Regions from separate parts of the Homo sapiens genome. Here all the other regions are linked to region 2. Evidence: read pairs that join two places in POLR2A ChIA-PET (ENCODE). Cell type or tissue: A673. All regions are shown on one strand. Links, peaks and the distances in the headings refer to the core of each region. The heading gives the core; the rest is flanking DNA. Region 1 overlaps ALS2 (alsin Rho guanine nucleotide exchange factor ALS2). Region 2 overlaps CDK15 (cyclin dependent kinase 15). Region 3 has its middle 62 kb from the start of FZD7.

The links. Peaks named below come from ENCODE experiments on the same cell type or tissue, not always from the same donor. Only the 100,000 strongest peaks of a DNase experiment are listed, where the experiment ranks them.
Region 1: POLR2A ChIA-PET joins it to region 2 with 5 read pairs; 2 of 35 experiments call an interaction of 5 or more read pairs at or near these places.
Region 3: POLR2A ChIA-PET joins it to region 2 with 9 read pairs; 7 of 35 experiments call an interaction of 5 or more read pairs at or near these places.

What each region holds. Positions count from the first base shown.
Region 1 is chr2:201,762,821-201,769,813 of GRCh38, reverse strand. ALS2 (alsin Rho guanine nucleotide exchange factor ALS2) reads left to right here. Exons shown (of 34, transcript NM_020919.4): 2 at 869-948; 3 at 2,431-2,585. The coding sequence starts at 929. It also overlaps the pseudogene RPS2P16. Among named protein-coding and RNA genes, the nearest start is that of ALS2, 15 kb to the left of the region's middle. In A673, for the core only: no CTCF peak of the experiment used is centred there; no DNase peak of the experiment used is centred there.
Region 2 is chr2:201,885,179-201,892,171 of GRCh38, reverse strand. It overlaps CDK15 (cyclin dependent kinase 15), which reads right to left. Exons shown (of 14, transcript NM_001366386.2): 13 at 1,245-1,387. The coding sequence ends at 1,278. Among named protein-coding and RNA genes, the nearest start is that of CDK15, 82 kb to the right of the region's middle. In A673, for the core only: no CTCF peak of the experiment used is centred there; DNase peaks (open chromatin) are centred at 4,121 and 5,361; H3K4me3 peaks cover 1,080 bases.
Region 3 is chr2:201,968,524-201,975,516 of GRCh38, reverse strand. No RefSeq gene overlaps it. Among named protein-coding and RNA genes, the nearest start is that of FZD7, 62 kb to the left of the region's middle. RefSeq lists an enhancer at 903-1,807 and a silencer at 5,018-5,216. In A673, for the core only: no CTCF peak of the experiment used is centred there; a DNase peak (open chromatin) is centred at 3,856.

The DNA of each region.
Region 1 (6,993 bases), core at 934-5,933, 120 kb after region 2:
TATCCTTTTGCAGAAAAACCACAAATTTGGCCCCAATATTTTTATGGTTTACACAAATAAGACCTAACTGCTTTTGTTTTCTTGTGTTTTGGTACCCTTACAAATGTGGATTTCTGAGTTGAAATGCACTCAGCATTTCTGTTTATTTTTCTATCTCTTATTTTATTAAATACTGAGTTTCTAAACTGATGGGCCATGATATTTGTAACTATAATTTTCATACAGCTATTTTCTATTAAAGGTGGATTTTAAAACAGCTGATTTAAAATTCAGACTTCTTTCTTTCAACCGTTTGGGTTATGAGGCATGTTGGTCTGAATCGAAGGTGATTTGGGGAAAATGTTCCTTCTTCCAATAAGTGGAAAACTTCCTATTTTAATGACATAATTTTTGTGCATTACTGAAAAGTATAAATTAAAACTACTTGAATCAGATACATTACTGAAGAGATTTTAGAAAATCTGAGTTAATTGGTATTTAAGTCTTCATGCATTCCAGACAGAGCGTTTAAAAAGTACCCTTAATGTGTGTGTACTTTTTGTACTTAACACATTGATTTTTCAGATTGAACTTTTTTCTTTATAATAAAAAACAAAATCTATTGCCTGGAAGAGTACAGCTTAATTGTGGGTAGTCTTTTCTTCCTTTGACATTACATTTGACAGTCAATGGGCATTTTTATAAGCTTAGTGGGCAGGCTCAGCCTATGTTTGACTTTGGCAGGCAAGATATGAAATAGTTTAAATAGTTTTACTGCATATTTATTTCCTAGTGAATGTGCACTTGTTAGAGGGCTGCTTTTTTTTTTTTTAATGTCTGAGGGGTAAAATATTCTTTTACTGCTCTTTTCCTTACTTGTACTGTTTAGGTCTTGATAGACTTTCTGTAAAGAAGGAATGATTTGGTGATGGAGTGTTCCCACTGACCGATGGACTCAAAGAAGAGAAGGTAAAATCATTTCTTCCTTTTCTCTTATCCTCCTAGGAAAACATAGCAAACAGCTTCACATATGTGTAGCTTCTCTTCAGTTTAATTTTCTTGTTGATGGTTGTTAAGTGGGAATAGTGACATTTGTAGTTAGTTCGTTGGTAAAGATAAAATTTTAAAAAGGCTTGTTAGTTGTAAGCTTTGTAAGAAGCACTAAATGTCTTCATTTCATCATTTTAAAGTGCTTGTAGCCATTTTTCCCTCACAAATAATTTCAGGTTTTCAGAAGTAGCCTTGCTAATCTTAATCATCTTCCATCCTTAAAGAACTAGTTATGGAAGATATTTAAAAGGAAGGTTAAATGTATACTGTTCCTCCTATAGAACCATGGTTATGTCCAGTTATAATTTAAGGGAATATTATTTAGCAAATATAGATAAATGCTTAGCTATTCAAAAGAGTTTCTGTGCCTCATTAAAATTTTGGCATCAGCGTTCTAGAAAAAAGAAAATGAAAAAATGTATTACCAATGGTGGCACATATCTTAATGTGCCCTTTTCTTAGAAGAAGGCAGTTAGGATATGGTCATTACTGTGCAGCTATGTGTTTTGTATTCTTTAAACCGAAATCATCAGATGTGTAGAATTCTTTAGCTAGAACTTGAGCAAAGCATTAAGGATTTTACTGATATCTATTATAAACTTGATTCCTAAAAATTTAAATAGCAGTTCTACACTTAAACTCAACATAAAGTGAAATATGAATTCCTGTTTCTCATATTGTTCTCATCAAGTACTTTTTACTTACTATAAAATTTTATGATAAGACTTCAACTTGGGCATGTTGTAGCTTTGATATCTCAACAAGGAGTGAATATATTGAGAAGTTAGAATCTTGGAATTTTATGCTACCAAATGCTAAAACTTCTAAAAATAGCCCAAGTTTTGTTTGCTTCTTAGATGGAGAAAAGTAATTTGTGGGTTTAGAGTGTCCTTCAGTCTTTTTTTTTTTTTTTTTTTTAGACAGAGTCTTGCTCTGTCGCCCAGGCTGGAGTGCAGTGGCAAGATCTTGGCTCACTGCAACCTCCGCCTCCCGGGTTCAAGCGCTTCTCCTGCCTCAGCCTCCTGAGTAGCTGGGACTACAGGTTCACGCCACCATGCCCGGCTGATTTTTTTTTTTTTGTATTTTTAGTAGAAACAGGGTTTCACCGTATTAGCCAGGCTGGTCTCGAGCTCCTACCTTGTGATCTGCCTGCCTCGGCCTCCCAAAGGGCTGGGATTACAGGTGTGAGCCACCACGCCCCACATCCTTCAGTCTTTTATATAAATAGTTGTTTTACCTTGGCTTCTGTGAGCATAACCAAAGCATAAAATAGGTGCTAATTCAGCTATCTGACCTAGTCATCCATGTGCTGGTAAAAGGTACAATCATGAAAAGTATTAAGAACAAAGGATACTGTTCTGAATTGTAGAAACAATTAAGCTATGTTTCTTGATGTTTTAGCTCAACAGAGGCAGAAGGATCCAAGGAAAGAGGCCTGGTCCATATCTGGCAGGCAGGATCCTTTCCCATAACACCAGAGAGATTGCCAGGCTGGGGAGGAAAGACTGTTTTGCAGGCAGCCCTCGGAGTGAAACATGGAGTTCTTCTGACTGAAGGTAATGAAAAGAATGGCGTAACAAATACGAACTGCAATGCTAACAAATGCCTGAGTGTGGAAGGTCAGGTATGGGAGTCATTGGATACTAGGGGTTCTTTTTCTTTTTCTTTCTTTTTTTTTTAAATTTTATTATTATTATGCTTTAAGTTTTAGGGTACATGTGCACAACGTGTAGGTTTGTTACTTATGTATACATGTGCCATGTTGGTATGCTGCACCCATTAACTCATCATTTAGCATTAGGTATATCTCCTAATGCTATCCCTCCCCGCTCCCTCCACCCCACAACAGGCCCCAGTGTGTGATGTTCCCCTTACTGTGTCCATGTGTTCTCGTTTTTCAATTCCCACCTATGAGTGAGAACATGCGGTGTTTGTTTTTTTCTCCTTGCGATAGTTTGCTGAGAACGATGGTTTCCAGTTTCATCCATGTCCCTACAAAGGACATGAACTCATCATTTTTTATGGCTGCATAGTATTCCATGGTGTATATGTGCCACATTTTCTTAATCCAGTCTATCCTTGTTGGACATGTAGGTTGGTTCCAAGTCTTTGCTTTTTTTTATTTTATTTTTTTTGAAACTGAGTTTTGCTCTTGTCGCCCAGGCTGGAATGCAATGGTGCAATCTCAGCTCACCACAACCTCTGCCTCCCAGGTTCAAGCAATTTTCCTGCCTCAGCCTCCCGAGTAGCTGGGATTACAGGTGCTCACCACCATGCCCAGCTAATTTTTTTGGTATTTTTAGTAGAGATGGGGTTTCACCATGTTGGCCAGGCTGGTCTTGAACTCCTGACCTCAGGTGATCCACCCGCCTCGACCTCCCAAAGTTCTGGGATTACAGGGATGAGCCACCACGCCCAGCCTAGGGGTTCTTAATGAACTATTTCTGTTTTCAAGATATATTCTTACTCCCTTATCAGGAATCAGATTAGTTCTTAAATTTAAAATATACTATTAACTAGAATAAAAGGGAGAGTTATAGTTTTAAAATTTTATGGTAATAAATACATGAAAAATTAACTTTTTAAAAGGTTACCTATTCAGAGACTCTTGCTATAACTTTTGTTCATTAAGTCTATCAGAATACTAATGCTAATAATAGCTAATGTTTGTTAAGCAGTTGTATGCCAGACACTATACTAAGCCCCATGTGTTAGTAGATAACAAGTTAGTGAGATAACAAGTTCCATGTGTTATCTCACTGAATCTGCACTGCTACCTTATGAGGTAGCTTCTATTATTATTCACAGACAAGGAAACTGAAAGTCAGGGAGATTAAATTTTCCCAAGCACACACAGCTATTGAAGTGTCAGAGTCAGGACTGGAACTCAGTCTGATTTCAAAGCCTGCTTTTAAAGCCACTTGGCTGAACTTTCTCAATATAATTTTTTTTTTCAGGCATGAATAGCAATTCACAATGCATATTATAAAATCTATGAGTCTATTACCGAAACGTGTGCTGTAATTTATAGAGGTACCTTTAATCTTAATGGCACTTTATCAACTCAATCATGACAAATTTGACTTGGGCACCAATTGCCATCTACTTCACTAATTTATAAATTTCTGCTCTGTAAGTATTTATTAAGGTATTAAATAATGCTTTGGTATTTTCTTTCTAGGAACTAAAGGAAGACAAATTCTAGGAAACAAGGATTAAATCTGGTCCTGGTGGTTGTATGGGATAAACATGGATTTCTTTCTAGTTTGTCTTATATCAGTTTTATTATAATATTATTCTTCAGGACTTTAAAAACAATCTTACTTTAAAAGTGTGAACTATATTCAATACCTGTCCTATGAGATTTAAAATATATAGTTCTCAAGCAAATATAAGTGGAATTCTGTTGTTGTTTTCAATAAGATATTTGGAATATTTTCATTAAGCTAATGAAACTGGCTGGGCACAATTGCCTATGCCTGTAATCCCAGCACTTTGGGAGGCCAAGGCAGAAGGATCCCTTGAGCCTAGGGGTTCAAGATCAGCCTGGGCAACATAAGGAGACCATGTTTCCTGGGCAACATAGGGAGACCATGTTTCTACAAGAAATATTTTAAAAATTAGCCAGGCATGGAGGCCTGCGCCTGTAGTCCCAGCTACTTCAGAGGCTGAGGCAGGAGGATAGCTTGAGTCTGGGAGACCAAAGCTGCGTGCAGTGAGCTGTGATTATGCCACTGCACTCTAGCCTAGCTGACAAAGTAAGATCCTGTCTCAAAAAAAAAAAAAAGTTATTCGACTATAAACATGGTATCTTTAGAATCATACCTTCAAGGCTAGGACAACTGAAGGAAAACTTTTCAAAAATATTTAAATAGCCTATCGTTATTCATGTTTAAGCAGTGTCCTGGTATTAAGTGTCACAGTTACCAAAAGAAAACGTCGTCTAACACAAGTGTATGTTTGAAATTGCATACGGACCTCCAGTGCTATCTTTTCCAGCTGAGGAAATGGTTGAGTGCTAGAAATTTTCAAGGTTCTTCATCTCTATTAAATATGACCATTAGCTCATAATTCAATGAAGATACCTCATTGATTCACTTTTATTTATTTATTTATTTATTTATTTATTTATTTATTTATTTATTTATTTTGAGACGGAGTCTCGCTCTGTTGCCCTGGCTGGAGTGTGGTGGCACGATCTCAGCTCACTGCAACCTCCACCTCCTGGGTTTAAGCAATTCTTCTGCCTCAGCCTCCCGAGTAGCTGGGACTACAGGCCAGTGCCAGCACTCCTGGCTCTTTTTTTTTTGTATTTTTAGTAGAGACAGGGTTTCACCATATTGGCCAGGCTGGTCTCAAACTCCTGACCTAGTGATTCGCCTGCCTCTGCCTCCCAAAGTGCTGGGATTACAGGCGTGAGCCACTGCACCCAGCCTGTTTCACTATTTTTTATATGCTCCAGTTTTTGTTTTTGTTTTTTAAGGAGAGGGATCTAAATATCCATTTCTTTGCAGTATTGCTCTTTCTAGTGGAATAATGTTAATTGAAAGACTTGGTGAGCTTTTTCAAGTATACTGTTGTATTAGGAAACAAAGTTTAAAAGAGCTTAACCAGTGAGCTTATTTTCTCATGTCAGTATTCTTGAACCAGACTATACATTTCCTAATAAATGCACATATCTTCCCTGTAGCCACTATTGAGTCCTTACTTATATAGATGATGTGATGAGTTAACTTGAGTGTATACATGTATCTGCCATGTATAATAGGTCAAAGATAAAGTTTGCATGTTTTCATCATCAACTCAATTGCTGCCTTATGAGAAAAAAAACAGTGCTTATTTCTTCATTAATTAAAAAAAATCATAAATCTCTGGTCATATGGAAAAGAAAGGATAGTGGGCTTGGCTCAGTATTTTTTAAAACCCGTAGCCAAGTCTTTGTTTCATTGAATTTTTAGCCAGCATAGCTTATGTGTACCTGCTCCCAAGCTCCCACAATACTACAGTAAAATTAAGACTTGGTAGCATAGCTGGACATACATGAGTTATTTATATACCCAACTCACTGGTGCCTTTCATTAATTCTAAAGCTAGCCAGTTATTCTGACAGGTTCATTTGCTTTTTTGCTTTGTTCTGTTGTGATGATTTGCTTTTTATTTTTAACATTTTTTAGGCTTACTTCACTTTATTTTTCTTGTATAAAAACCCTATGTTGTAGCCACAGCTAGAGCCTGGGTCCTCTGTCTGGAGACTCTGGTGTGGGTCTTGACGAGGTGGCCAGTGAATTCCTGATACGGAGACTTGGTGAATACAGTCTCCTTCCAGAGGTTGGGGGCCAGTTAGCTGTAGGTCTTGGAGATGGCATCATAGGTGGCCTTGGTGAAGTTGGCCAGGGTGGCAGTGCAGCCCCTGGCTGAGGAGTAGCAGTCATCGATACTGGCCATCATCAGCAGCTTCTTGGGCACTAGGGCTAAGAGAATGCCAGTGCCTCTGGGTGCAGGGATGAGGCGCACCAGCACAAAGCCACAGCAGTCTGTCACCTTGCAAGGGACTGCGTGGTGCTTGCTGATCTTGTTCCCCCAGTAGCCTCTGTGCACGGGGACATTGGAGAGCTTGGCCAGGATGATAGTCCCTTGGATGGCAGTGGCCACCTCCTTGGAGCAAGTGGCCATTGTAGTCCCCAGTGGCAACAAACACCTGGAATCTGGTGTGCTGGCCAGTGCGCGTCTGCTTCTGCACTGGCACAATCTTCAAAACCTCATCCTTGAGAGAGGTCCCCAGGAAAAAGTCAATGATCTCAGACTCCTTGATGGGCAGGGAGAAGTGATAGGTTTTCAGCAGGACTTCATCTTCGTGTCTTTGACCAGGCAGCTCAGCTTGGTCATGGGTGTCCACTCCTTATCCTCAGCCTTGCCTCCTTGAGCTCTGTGGCCCCGACCCTGGCCCCAGATGCCACTGCCCAA
Region 2 (6,993 bases), core at 1,214-6,213:
ATGTATATTGTCAAAATACAAACTTAGGTATTTCATAAAATGCTCTGAGGATCAGCTATAATTTTAAACTTCCCTGCTCTTTGAAGACAAGACAATGATCTTAGAAGAGCCAGGAAGCCGATATCTTTAATGTGTATATGCCTTTAAATCGTGACAGCCAAAGATAGAGATCAAAAGAAAGAATGAAGAGTGAATCCAGCCATGTGAGTGATATTGTTGGGGGGTGTGTAGGGAGATACCGGTGGTTACCATCTAGGCCCCTGGGAAGCACGGCCAAGCTGTGGTTGTCAAATGGGTGGCCAAATCATAGGATAATGCTTGTGGTTTGGAATATAGCCAGGGTCACCTAAAGGGCGGGCAGGCTGGCTGGCAGGCTGTGCATGTGGGCTCTACCTTGATTCCTCTATCTTGTTTGCTGTCCCATCTACCACCATGGAAGCCCCAGTATGGGAAGTGCTCTTGAGACATCTATAGGGTTGTCTATACTACGGTGACTTTTGGAGTTGTCCCACCTGGCTTCCTGTGCCTGCTAGCAGTACTCATTTAAGGGTATGGTGGGTTTGGGAAAATCCTTCACAGCACCCCTTCCTCCTCAAGATTACCCTGGAAGGTAATTTGTGCCACAAAGGTGACCAACCATCCTGGTTTACCCAGGACTGCACCAATTCTAGTACTGAGCATCCTACATCCCGGAAACCCCTTTGTTTTGGGGAAAACTTTGTTTGTTACCCTTACCAGGACAAAATTTTGCCCTGTCAGTTGACAGTGAGAATTCCCTAGTTAACGGAAAACAGTTGTTTTCAATTTGCAAAAGTTGCACCTTAGAGTCTATACAAATAGATTTCCAGCTGGGCACTGTGCCTCACGCCTATAATCCCAGCACTTGGGAGGCTGACGCACCAGGAGTGCAGTGGTGCGATCTTGGCTCACTGCAACCTCTGCCTCCCTTCGTCCCACCTGTGTCAGCTGAAGATCTCACACCGATGAGGAAGCATAGAAGTTCTGTCTTAGGAGCTTTATCCCTGCTCCGGGAGTGGAAGAGAAAGGCAATGCATGTAATTATTCTCTTTGCCCAGCCCAGGCAATGGAGGCCTGAAGAGGCAAGGCCACCTGTCCTAGAGCTGGCGAAGAAGAACTAGAAACAGCACAGAGGTGCTCTGAATCCCTGAGCAATGTCCTCTCCACCCGGCACCAATTGCTTTTCAATTTGTTCCATAAGGAACCTCACTGTTGCAACCACTTACCTGGAAGAACCTTGGTGATCTCGCCCTTTCTTTTCACCAGCATTTGCTAAACTGGGCTGGGTGGTGACCTTTCTGGTAGGAGGCCAAAAGGTCACACATTTCTGGCTTTAGCCTCACTCCTGAAACTGTAAACAAAGACTCCTCTGTAGGAATGAAAAGAGAGAAGCACCAATATGTTATTTCCTGGGATCTTCTGTGGTATATTTTTGTCTGTTGTAATATTTGCCACCTGAAGAAATGTCAAAACATGAGCCAGACTTATTTACTAATAATTCATACTGACTCATAGATGACTCACTTTACTGAATCCAATAGTTGGCAAGTGCCTTCTATTTAATTCAATTTAATGCATATTTACCAAGTGAACACTTGTGCAAGGCAGTATGCTACTTGTTGAAGATGATAAAAATAGGAATACACACACATACACATACAAAGAAGGACCAAAAGTGAGGCACAAACAAAGGATTATGATAACCTCTCCCTCCAAGTCTATGGAGCACAAACAGAGCATAGACAAGGTGCCCTTTGAGACTTGAAGGATTACTATGCCCTCAATAGTGAAGGACTGCCAAGGAGGATATTCCCGGTTGAGGGATCAGCATGAGCAAAGATATGAAGGAAGAAAAGTGTTTGAGGGAACTGCAAGTCATCTTGCATGGTTAGAACAAGACAGACTGGGAGATAAAGTTGGAAAAATAGTTGGAACCAGATGGTGAAGGGAACTAATATCATGTCAAGGAGTCCGGACGTTAGTTAGAGGGTGATGTTCGAGAGTGATAGGCAATGAGCATCACGTTGGGCTAGATATGTTTTAGGAAGTTTCCAATTTTGTTAGATACATTAGGCAATCTTTTTTTTTTTTTTTTTTCTTTTTTTGAGACTGAGTCTCACTCTGTGGCCCAGGCTGGAGTGCAGTGGGGTGATCTCGGCTCACTGCAGCCTCCACTTCCTGGGTTCAAGTGATTCTCCTGCCTCAGCCTCGCAGTAGCTGGGACTACAGGCAAGCATCACCACATCTGGCTAATTTTTGTATTTTTAATGGAGACAAGGTTTCACCACGTTGGCCAGGCTGGTCTTGAACTCCTGACCTCAGGTGATCCACCTGCCTCAGCCTCCCAAAGTGCTGGGATCATAGGCATGAGCCTCGGGGCCTGGCTGGCAATCTATTTATATAGACTCTAAGGTGCAACTTTTGCAAATTGAGAAAAAAAAAACTATTTGAAAATATATATACTACCTTTGATGTCCAAATCAGGTATTTGGTTAGCTCAGAATACTGGCAGTTCGCATTTTCCCAAGTGCCTGTGTTTGTTAAGTGCTTGCTACTCCTGAATGCTCACTACACTAAAGCTACAAGCCAGTTCCTCCAAAAGTTGACATTGCAAGGGGCTTATCTGAAAAGTACGGAAAATAAAACTTCCTGGCAGATTGCTGTAAGTTTAAAGAAGATAATATATGCAAAACACCTTGTGTTAGTTTATGATACACAATATGTTTTTAATAAATGGTAGCCATTGTTACAAGTATTAGCACAGATATCTGAGAAAAATAGCAAGAGGCAGCAGCCACATTGTCACCAAAGCACATCCGCAAAATTTACTCAGGGCCCCTTTCCACTTGGGCATTGCTTTTCCCAGGTTCACAATTTGCATAAATCTGGGGTGCTCAAAATATCTCACAATTTAACAAAAAGAGAGCCTTCTGTTATTACTGCACCAAAAGCATAAAATGCCTTAAATAATACTGTTTGCTGGAAGCTGCTCACACCCAAAGGGAAGAAATAAACTTGCCAGCTCTGCCTCGCCTGGCCTAAACTTCTGCCCTTAAATGCTGTGGGTAATCTGGGGTCTCGTTGTCTTGTATTTGGAATCGCATATTCCAAATAGGCTGGAAAGGGGAGCCATCATACCATTTGTTGATATGCATAAGACATTTTCACACGGATATTATAATATGCAATTTTGTATTCTACTTTCTATTAGATCTTGTCATAGCATAGACAGTTAAATGGCTAAAATAAACAGTGCGTATACTTTACCAATTATTCTCAAATCAACTCAAATCCAAACCATTTGGGGAACTTCTCTCGGGGAGAAGTATCCTCTTGCCTTGGGGACAGTGGCATGAAAAGCTGGGATTTCCCTCCGGCTTCCTTGCCCCTCAAAAGCAGCAGCTCCTCAAAAGCAGGGAGGGAGGGAGAGAGAGAGAGACACTATCTGGCAGAACATGCTGGGAAGGCAACCGGTTAATCAAAAGGATTCCAATTTGGCTGTGGACTGCCAGACTCTCCTTCCCAACTCATAGAAAAAGAAAAAGGAGGAAGAAAGAAAGAAAGGGAAATAAAAAACGAAAAAAGCTGCAGCGCGGCTCTCCTTCAGCAATCTCACAAATGCAAAACCTTCCACTCTGGTGACTCCTCATTAGCTTCCCGAGGCTGACAGCATAATTATCGCAGCTGCTTCACTCTTAGAATAAATAAATATGAAAGCGGGTGTTTAAAAATTTTTTGAGAAGGGAAATTCAGTCATCTAGACAGTCGGCAGGACAAGTTTATTTAAAACTTTTAGATTCTTATGTATTTAGATCATTTCGGAACGAGATAATGAGATAGTTGTCTTTTTAGTCTAATTGAGTTCCTAAGCTCATGGCTGTTGGCTGTCACCCCTTTCAAACTTTGCTTTAACTTTCCTTCCTTTAGAAATCTGATCCTGGTGTCTCCATTTACTCTTCCTGGGCTGATAACCTGAAGGCTCAGTGCACTGGAGTGCAGAAAGTGACTTAATGGGATTGAGGGGCTAAATAACCTTTCACAGGAAACAAGATAATCAAATCTCTTTTACTTGCCCATAATCGCTAAAAGAGAAAGCACAAGCAAAAAAAAAAAAAAAAAAGGTTGAAAATTAAGCTATCATTTCAAAATGTCTTGTAATCTTCCGTGTCACGTGGGTTTTGCACTACTCTCCCACATCATCAATCCATCAGCTGGAGATGTTTAGTGCATTCAATTATTCAAAGTGCACACATCCTCGTGATTATGCGGTAATTTTAGCTCATGTGTATGTATAGAGAATTCATATCTTCAAAGCCCAGAGGATCACACAGCACTTTAAATTGAAGTTGCTAACTAACACGAAGTGCACTTAAAACTCTGACTAGGGGCACAATACACATACATTTCCGATTAAAGCAGATGATCTTTCCTTTTAAAATTAATTATGCCTATTTATTTTTTCCTTTCCCTCCTGCCCTTCATTCTCCCAGGACCAAATTTATATGAACCCTTGCATTCGGTGAGTTAGAAGCATTATAAAAATAAATATTCTGTCAACCTGGGGTAAAGAAAACTAGTGTTAACCCATCATGCAGATGGAGAAACTGAGGTTTATTACAGCCAAAACACATTATGTTGGGAAACAAAAAAGAAGAAAACTCAGGTCCTTTGACTCTCAATCCACAGCTCAGACTGCCTGTGCCATTTTGTTTTAACTTATTCTTTTAAACAACTAAGACAATATAACACCAGTTTAAAGAAAGCTCTGAGAAAGGAAAAGAAATGACCTACAACCCCCCTAAACTAGAATAGCATTTTTATTTTGTACACTACCTTTCAGTTTTGTTCATGTGCATATTAATTTTCAGAGATACTTTATAATATGCAATTTTGTATTCTAGTTTCTTATAGCTCATGTTACAGCATAAGAACTTTCATAATATCACACAATTCTATTAATGATCATTTAAAATGGTTACATAGTACTGTATGTTGAGTCAATATACCAACATTTGTCCAATTGTTTCTCTGGTGTTTAACAGTGACATTGCTTCTTTTTATTTAAAAAATTGTAAAACATTATAGACAACACTGCAATGAACATTTTCATTAATCTAGGTTTTAGGGTTTTCCCCCCTATTCAATTATTTCTTTGGATAATTTCCAGGAACAAAGGTATAGGGTATAAGGGTATGATCATTTTTATGGCTCCCGATATGCATGCTATAACACTTTGCAAAAGTTTCAATACCATCAGCAGAGAATCATTTTACCACAATCTCATCAACACTGGGAGCTATTAGGTTACAGGAAAAAACAACTAATTTAACGGTAATTTGTATTTTTTTAATCCCTAGTAAAGCAGTCAATTTATTCCATGTGTTGCTGTGCTCTTTTTGTTTCCTCTTGCATAAATTGCTATTTTATGCCTTCAACTCATTTTCCACTGGATTCCTTGATGTTTTCTTATAAAACTGAATGAGTCACAGGTGAAACAAAAACATTTATCACCATCGATTAAGAAATCTTGGCCAGACAAGGTGACTCACGCCTGTAATCCCAGCACTTTGGGAGGCCAAGGCAGGTGGATCACCTGAGGTCAGGAGTTTGAGACCAGCCTGGCCAACATGGTGAAACCCTGTCTCACTAAAAATACAAAAATTAGCCAGGCGTGGTGGCACAGGCAGGTAATCCCAGCTACTCGGGAGGCTGAGGCGGGAGAATTTCTTGAACCTGGGACATGGAGATTGCAGTGAGCCAAGATCATGCCATTGCGCTCCAGCCTGGGCGACAAGAGCAAAAGTCCATCTCAAAAAAAAAAAAAAATCTTAAAACCCAAGGCTGATTGCATATATTATTACAAGAAAAGAAAAGAAAAGAAAATAAACTAAAGTAAGATGGCATTGAGGAAGAAGTTGGTCCTGGGGTGTAAATCTCTATTCAACATAAATTGAGCCCTCTTAATTGTGAGATATTAAACACGCTACCTGGAGATGTGTGGAATCTTTCCCAGAAAAGCTTTAAAATAAACACAGTACATGAGAGAGTGGGAGGAGCACAGAACTGGGCATCAAGATCTTGGTTCTAATCTTGATTTTGCAGCTAAGTTCCTATGTGATCTTTAGCAAGAACAATGAATAGTAGGAAAGGAGTAGCTTTTAGGAGTCAGATTTGAAGTAAAATCTTGGCTCTACAACTTTCTAGCTGTGTGACTTCAAGCAATTAGCCTACCTGACTTCCAGCTGTCTAATCTGTAATATGAGGATAACAATTCCAGCCTCACCAATTAGTACATAGATTGATAATTTATATAAAGCATATAGATGTCCAATAAAAGGCAGGTACGATTATTCTTCCCTGGGCATCAGTGACTCAGCTATATAATGAAGGTATGGAATAAGTAATCTTTAAGATCCTTTATAAATAACTCTTTTCTGAATTATTTATCTTTACTTGGAGACTCAGCCATGAACGTAACAAATTTAACCAACTTAAGGGCTTGGTAGGGCTGAGGGACTTGGTTTTCCCAGACTTCTCCCAGCAACACAATGCTATGCAACCCCATAAACCACGTCTCAACCCAGTATCTCCTCTAACATATTGAAATGGATGGAGAACAACTTTGTGCATAGAAGGTGAGGAAGTGTGTTATGGAGGACATCTCCAAATTCGCTTCTTAAGGGCTGATTAATGGAGGATTTAAAAGGTGGACAGATTGGTCTGAGTTACGTTACAAACTCCTAGAAGTAGCACAGAGTCAAGAGGATGGCTGAGAATCTTCCCTCCCTCTTTTCCAACATCCCCAGCCCCTGAAACCTGGCCTCATAGAATGACAAAATATTCTGGTTCAACTTTGAATAGAATACACAAAAAAACCAATAAACAGAATAGGTTTGAAATTACGTGGAAGCATTCAGAGTGAAACTAAGCTTGATTAGTACATGTTAAAGAATGTTTAAATTGTTGCAAAAAGGC
Region 3 (6,993 bases), core at 1,353-6,352, 83 kb before region 2:
GTCTCAGCAAGGTTGCCTAAGGTCACAGAGTTAATAGGCGTCGGAGAGTATTTGCCCGTGGGTCAAATCCAGCTCAAGAGCTAAGAATGATTTTTACATGTTTAAATGGTAGCCCCCACAAAAAAAATCAAAAGAAGATTTTGTGACGCTCGAGCATTATATGAATTTAAATTTCAGTGTCCATAAATGAAGTTTTGTTGGAACACAGCCATGTTTATCTGTTTGCATGGTGCCTGCAGCAGCTTTTGCGCTGCAAGGGCAGAATTGAATAGCTACCACCATGAAGACCGTAAAGCCACAAAGCCCAAGTGAAATATTTACTATCTGGAATAGCGGGGACTTTCCAGAAAAAGTTTGCTAACCCCTGATCTAGACATTTTCTACTCACCCTTCAGGTTGCTCTTGGAACCTGGGAAGTCTTCGTTGGTGTGTCAAGTTGAGGGTAGGGATCCCTCTCAGACGTGCCCCAACTTTTCTATGTATGTACTCATCTGTCTGCCTCAGGGACAGTTTCCTCTTGTTCTTTGCTGAATCTCCATTGTCTACCCCAATGTCTAGAACTATTTGTTGCAGGGGTGAATGACATTTATGTCTCCTCCCGCCTAGTTGGAGAGATAAGGATGTTCCAATGTACAGTCCAGAGAAAAGGCAGGCATGAGGGAGGCGTTGAAGAGGCCTGGAGTCCTCAGGGAGCCTGTGGAAAGCCAGCGCTGCCTCTGCCGCCAGCCACAGGGGATGGGAGCTGCAGGGACATTTGGGAATTGGGGGTGTGAGGAGTCTACATGGATAAGGGCTCAGAGTTGGGAACAAGCAGGGTGAAAAAGATGTCTCCCTAAGGCATAGCAGTTGAAACTGATGGTATTTTGGAGGTTTTGGCAGTAGTTGCCGTTTATTCATATTTCTTAATTACTTTATTATACGCAAACATAAAGAAACGTCCTAGGGAGGCAGCTGTTCATGTCACTGTCCCCAGGCTTACTCACGAGGCATTCCAGCAGGAAATCACCTCCAAAACAACCTATGTAAGATTCTGTTACTCTCCTGTTTTCTGCAGGAAACAATTATGATTGTTTTAATAAAATCAGCTGGGCCATTTAACGTCACTTGGAGAAGAATCCTGAGAAGTTCTTCAGTTGCCAAAAGGAAGCTCCAGCTACAGGAAGGGCTCTCAGGGCTGTGCAGGGAGAGGCCTTGTCATTACCCCAAATTCAAAGGCAGCCAATGAATTATAGCCAGCCGGATAAACTTTTCTTTATCAAACTTTGCCCCTGACAGCTGTAAGTTGATTCAACTAGAACAAACTGAAACTTCTTTTTTTTTGAGGGGGAGTCTTGCTCTGTCACCCAGGCTGGAGTGCAGTGGCGCAATCTGGGCTCACTGCAAGCTCTGCCCTCCCGGGTTTACGCCATTCTCCTGCCTCAGCCTCCCGAGTAGCTGGGGCTACAGGCGCCCACCACCACGCCTATCTAATTTTTTGTATTTTTAGTAGAGACGGGGTTTCACAGTGTTAGCCAGGATCGTCTCGATTTCCTGACCTCATGATCTGCCTGCCTTGGCCTCCCAAAGTGCTGGGATTACAGGTGTGAGCCACCGCGCCCAGCCTGAAACTTCCTTTTTTTTAAAAAAAAAAAATTTAGTTTAATTTAATTCACCAAAAATTTGCAAGAATTGTGAAGAAGGTATGCTTCTGTGCCTGGGCTAGTGTGAGTGATAGCACAAAGATCTGCCAGCCACAACCTCGCCATGCCAAGAATTCATTCTGTGGTCCAAATAACACCTCTTTTGAAGAAGGAGCTTAGAGGCAACATTTCTGCAAGGTGGCAGAATATTCCCAGAAACCCATCAGGAAGACAGTGTTAGCTGTAAATAAGTTTGCCGCTTACTCACGGCCTGGCTGCCCTGAGATCTTGTCCATTGTTTTTCGGACTTCCCAGATGCTCTAGGAAGGGTGCAGTATCTGACCCCCAGACAGTGGCGTGCTGGTAAACGTTTAACAGCTGGCTGGGAGAGGGCGGAGCCGATTTGTGGCTTTGGCCATTAACATGGCATTACTACTCCCAAATTGGTAGCTGATTTCAAGCTACCAGTGTGACATCAACCATCTCACAAAATTTCCAGAAACTGAACACTCTGCTCCAGTGAGCCACCTCTAGGGATCTGTGTGTGGGAGTCAGGACTTGGGGCTCCCAAAGCATGGGTTTGTCTAGGATCACCACCCCAGCCTTCATTCCAAAGACCAGTTTCTTGTGGGCTGAACCTCCCCACACTGATGTGAGGCCTTGGTGTGGACGAGCAGGCATTGGCAGTCCCCAGCAGCCAGTTCCTTGATGGGTCTCCCAGGCCAGGCAGCCTCCTGGAATTTGCAGACGCCTGGCTGCCCTGAATGCTGACGGTGGGGGTGAGGGGTGGGGGGTGTACAGAGGGTCCCCTCCTAGGTCTGGTGGAAAACCTCAGATTGGCCTGCTTTGTGCCTGATCTTTAGCTCCATGTGCATGAGAATGGGTCAGTGGCAGGTGGCCTTGGGGTGGGCATGAATAGCAGTAATTGTCCCTGTGTCAAAAGGATGGGCCAGGAAACAGGAATGGGACTGGAGGAGGGGTGGGGGTGGGGTGCAGCTCTCAGTGAATTAGGTCTTTTCTATAGATTCCATAAGACTACATAATGAGCCGCTTTTTCTGCCTCCTGGTCGCTCAGCTACTGCTCTGACCTCCCAGGGGCCAGAGGAGGGGGTCAACCCTCCCTGTTAAACGTGCTCTGCCTTTGGTTACCTGGTGTTGCTCTGGGAGGAAGACCAGCTTCGGGAGCAGGCTGTTGGGGTCTGCTGCAGAGGGTGGAATACGTGCAGCCCAGCCGTCCTGCCTACCACACCCCTGGCAAGGAGCTGCACCTCGCTGAGCTCAGTTCCCCCATCTGTAAAGGAGACCAGAATAATCCCAGCCTCACGAGGCCATTGCCAGGACTGAGGGAAACTATGCTAATGACTGCCTAGGGTCAACTGAGTAAAGCACTCAGTTGAGGACAACCATTATGATTTTTCTGATTTCTGGCCAAGGACCCAGCACAGCCTACACCTGAAGCATGCGACTAAGAGTGTGACCCCGGGCAAGTACCTTCTCTCTCTGTCTCCCTCACTCTCCCTTCTCACTCAGGGTAGTCACGCTGTGTCCTCCCTGCCTCCCAGGGACAGGAGGATTAATGAGATAATGTGAGAAGCCGGCTGCTCTGGGGAAGAAAGGTGTTATGTACATGGAAGGTGTAATTATTATCCTGTAACTACATGAATGTTTAGACTCTACCTACTCTGGCAATTCCAAGGGGCTTTGACAAGCACGTTGTCTCAAGCTGGAAACTGATCCAAGGGGTGGGAACAGCTGAAAGCTTCTCTCTGCTTCCAGGAGACTCCAGGCACCCTGGAGCCTCCCAGAGGCGGTGCCCACGCTCCAGGCATCAGGGCCTCTGTGGGCACAGGGGGAGTGAGAGTCCCCTAAGGCTCCATACCCTGGATCCTGGGAAGGTCCCAGGATGGCTGTACAGAGCATTTGAGCTGGAATGGAAATCCAACTCAAATGAGCATAGCAATTTTGTGGCTGGCAAAGATTTTGGTGTAGGCTTTAGCAAATTGCAGTCTTACTCAGTTTATCTTGCCCTGTTCCTGGCACCTCAGTCTCCTGCTTCCCTCTGACTGTCATCACCACCAACACCATCTTTATCATCTCTTAGGAAAAAGCAAGAGGGTAGGGCCCTGGGCTGGGTGCTGGCTTTGGCTGCGTCAGAGTTTAGAATTGAAAACAGCCGTTCCCATTCTCCTCCTCAGATAGTTTCCCTCCAGAAATAGCTACCAGGAGGCTTGTGGGGTGGGCAAAAGCATGGATGTGTGCCCATGGAGGTGACTCATCACCCTCCTGGCAGCCCTGTGGGGAAGGGGGATGATTAGCTGTGAGAGAGAAAAAGGAGAAAGGGTGGAAAATTGGGTCCTAGAATGTTCTGCACCCAATCAGAAATGCAGACAGGAGATGGGGGTTAGACCCTGGATTTGCATCCTGGCTCTGCCCCTTGCCAGTCCCTTGACCTTGGCAAGTGACTTATCCTCTCTGTATCTCGAGCTCCTCTCTTGCAAAGTGTTGGTATGATGATTAAATGAGTTACCACCTAAAAAGCACCAGGGTTTGGACTGCAGTGTGCTCCATGTACATCAGTGATTCGTTAAAACTGACTGGCTGTCCCCACACCTGTAGCCCATGTGCAGAGCCCCACAACTGGGGGAGATGGAGGCCTGAGCGTACCCCTGGGGGCCCTTCTGAGAAATAGCGCTCAGAAGACAGAGATGCTCCTGAACTTGAGGCCATCCCCTTTCTCCCTCTGTCTTAGTCTGTTGGAGCTGCTATGACAAAATACCTTAGACTAAGTAATTTATAAACAACAGGAATCTATTACTTACAGTTCTGAAAGCTGGGAAGTCCAAGATCAAGATCAAATGATGCCGATCTACAGGTGTAGCTTTGGTGTCTGGTGAGGGCTCTCTGCTTCACAGATGGCTCCTTACTGTGCAGTCTTCACATGGAGGAAAGGGCGAGCGAGTGCCCTCAGGCCTCTTTTGTAAGGGCACTAATCCCATTCCTAAGGGCTCCACCCTCATGACCCAATCACCTTGTAAAGGCCCCACCTCCTAATACCATCGCCTTGGGGTTGGGTTTCAACATATGAATTTGGTGGGAGTACACAAACATTCAGACCAGAGCACCCTCTAGCAGCCAGAAGGAGTTCATAGGGACCCTACATAAAGGGAGGTGGGAAAAACCAGTCTCTTAGAAAAGACCCTGAATGAAGTGACTCATCGGTAGACTGTGGAATCCAGGTTTATGAAATCATGGTGATGGCGATGGTGATGGTGATGAAGATGATGACAGTAATGATTCTGTACAACCTTTAACTTTTAAAACTGTTTTTACAGTTTCCTAGTTAGGAAATTAGTGGGATTGGGCTAGATAAATGTTGGGGTCCCTCTTCCAACGTCCAGCTTTCTCATTCTGTAGTTCTATCTTGAAGCACACAAGAGAAGTTCTTAACTAGGGACAAGGTTACGAGGTGGACTTGCCTCCCCCAGCTCTCTCATCCCACCGGACCCCTCATTGGAAGCTGGTCGCTCCTTCAGATGCCTGTGGATGGATGAAGCTGCAGCGTGTGCCTTGCATAAGGGGATGTGGTTTCTGGGGAGCTGTACTGAGGGTGTTTTGACAGGGTAAGGATGAAGAAATCGCACATTTGGGGTCATCCTGGAGCTGTGGGGGTGGGAGAGGGTGTATGTATAAAGCATTTATTTAAAACACTCAGTGGGAAACTCACAGGCCGCTTAACAAGAGTATTTGGATGCTGGGAAAATGTGAGTCATCGAGCTTCCATGATGGATGGAAACATCCCTTCCAGACAACCTAAATTCTTTTTCCTGTGGTTCTATGCTCACCAAACAGCCCGTGGCTCCGTATTGGGAAAGAGAGGTTCTGACATGTGTGCCTAGTCTGCCCTGCCTCTGGGAGTAGCAACCTGGAATTTCAGTGGGCTTAGGTCTCTCAGGAAAAAAACCACTTCTGGATGATTGGACCCTCCTAATCCCAAAGGTTGAGAAATGAGATTCTTCACCCAGAGTGAGGCCCTCCCTGTGAGGCCCAGGGGAAAGAGCCTGACATCCTTAGCCATCGGCAGCAGACATCTGTTCCTATGGCCAGTCGTGGGTCTGGACAGCACATGGCACACAGACAGGTGTCTGGAGACAGTGCTCCGTGGGTCCAGATAGGTACTCTGGAGTCTGTGGATGCTGTTTCACGCTGGTGAGCTGAGCTATGGGGCTTATTGTGAAGGGGAAGTGAGGTGGGGGATGGCAGAGAAGGATGAGGAAGGGGGCAGAATAACTTTCCTACTGTTCTCTCTTCTTGTTCTCCCTGGGAAGGGAGAACGCCCAGAAATGTAAACCTAGGTGTGTGATCAGCAGGATTGTGGCCTCCCGGTAATGTCTGCGCCTCAATCCCCGGACCCAGAGGCTATGTCATGTTACGTGGCGAGGGGGATTTAGAGTTAGTAGTCAGCTGACTTTAAGAGATAATCCTCAGTCACCTGCGAGAGCCCAGTGCAATTACAAGGGACTGTGATTGTGAGTGAAAGAGGGGGGAAGAGAGTCAGAGTCAGATGACACAATGTGAAGAAGCCTAGACTGCTACTTCGGGCTTTGAAGATGGAGGCAGAGGCCACCAGCCAAGGAACGTGGGCAGCTGGAACTGCGATGGAAACAGGTCCTCCCCGCAGAAAGGAACGCAGCTCTGCCCTCACATCGGTTTCAACCCAGTGAGACCCATGTCAGACTTCTGGCCTACAGAAAAGGAAGAGAAGGAATGTGTACTGTTTCAAGCTGCTAAATGCGTGGCAATTTGTTGCCCTAATAGGAAGTGAATACAAGGGGCCTGGGACAGGGTCTCAGGGGTGAAAGAGAAAGGTCCTGAAATGATTGTCCATGTTGCTGTTGGATCCCAGGAGGGATAGAACGCTGGCTCCTGGCCTGGCTGCCTTGAGTTAAAGGTCACTGAGTCCCAGGGCCTCTCTGGCTGATGCCTCGGGGAAGGGGAAGGAGGAAGCCTGAGGTGGCCAAGGAGGCAGAAAAGAGGGTCGCATGCACGGGTCTGAAGCCTGCTGCTGCTCAGAGCCACCCCACGGGCCCACAGTCACCTTTCCTACCTCTGTCCTTCCAGAGGCCTCCCTGTGCCTGGAGACACCCTGCTGGCAGTCTCTTCTTCCCATTCCGTTCCAGAGATTGACACCGTCTGCTCTGCACCGGGGACTGTTCATCTCAGCATGGATCCCCATGCACTGCTTGCTTCTGAGGGGGCCTAATGCATCCGTGGTCCTGTTGGCTAGAAGGAGACTGGGAGTCACCTTCCATCAGGTGAAGCCAGAGGAGACCCTGCCACCGAGCTGGGAGGGACCAGGGGACAGGGTGCCCCACAG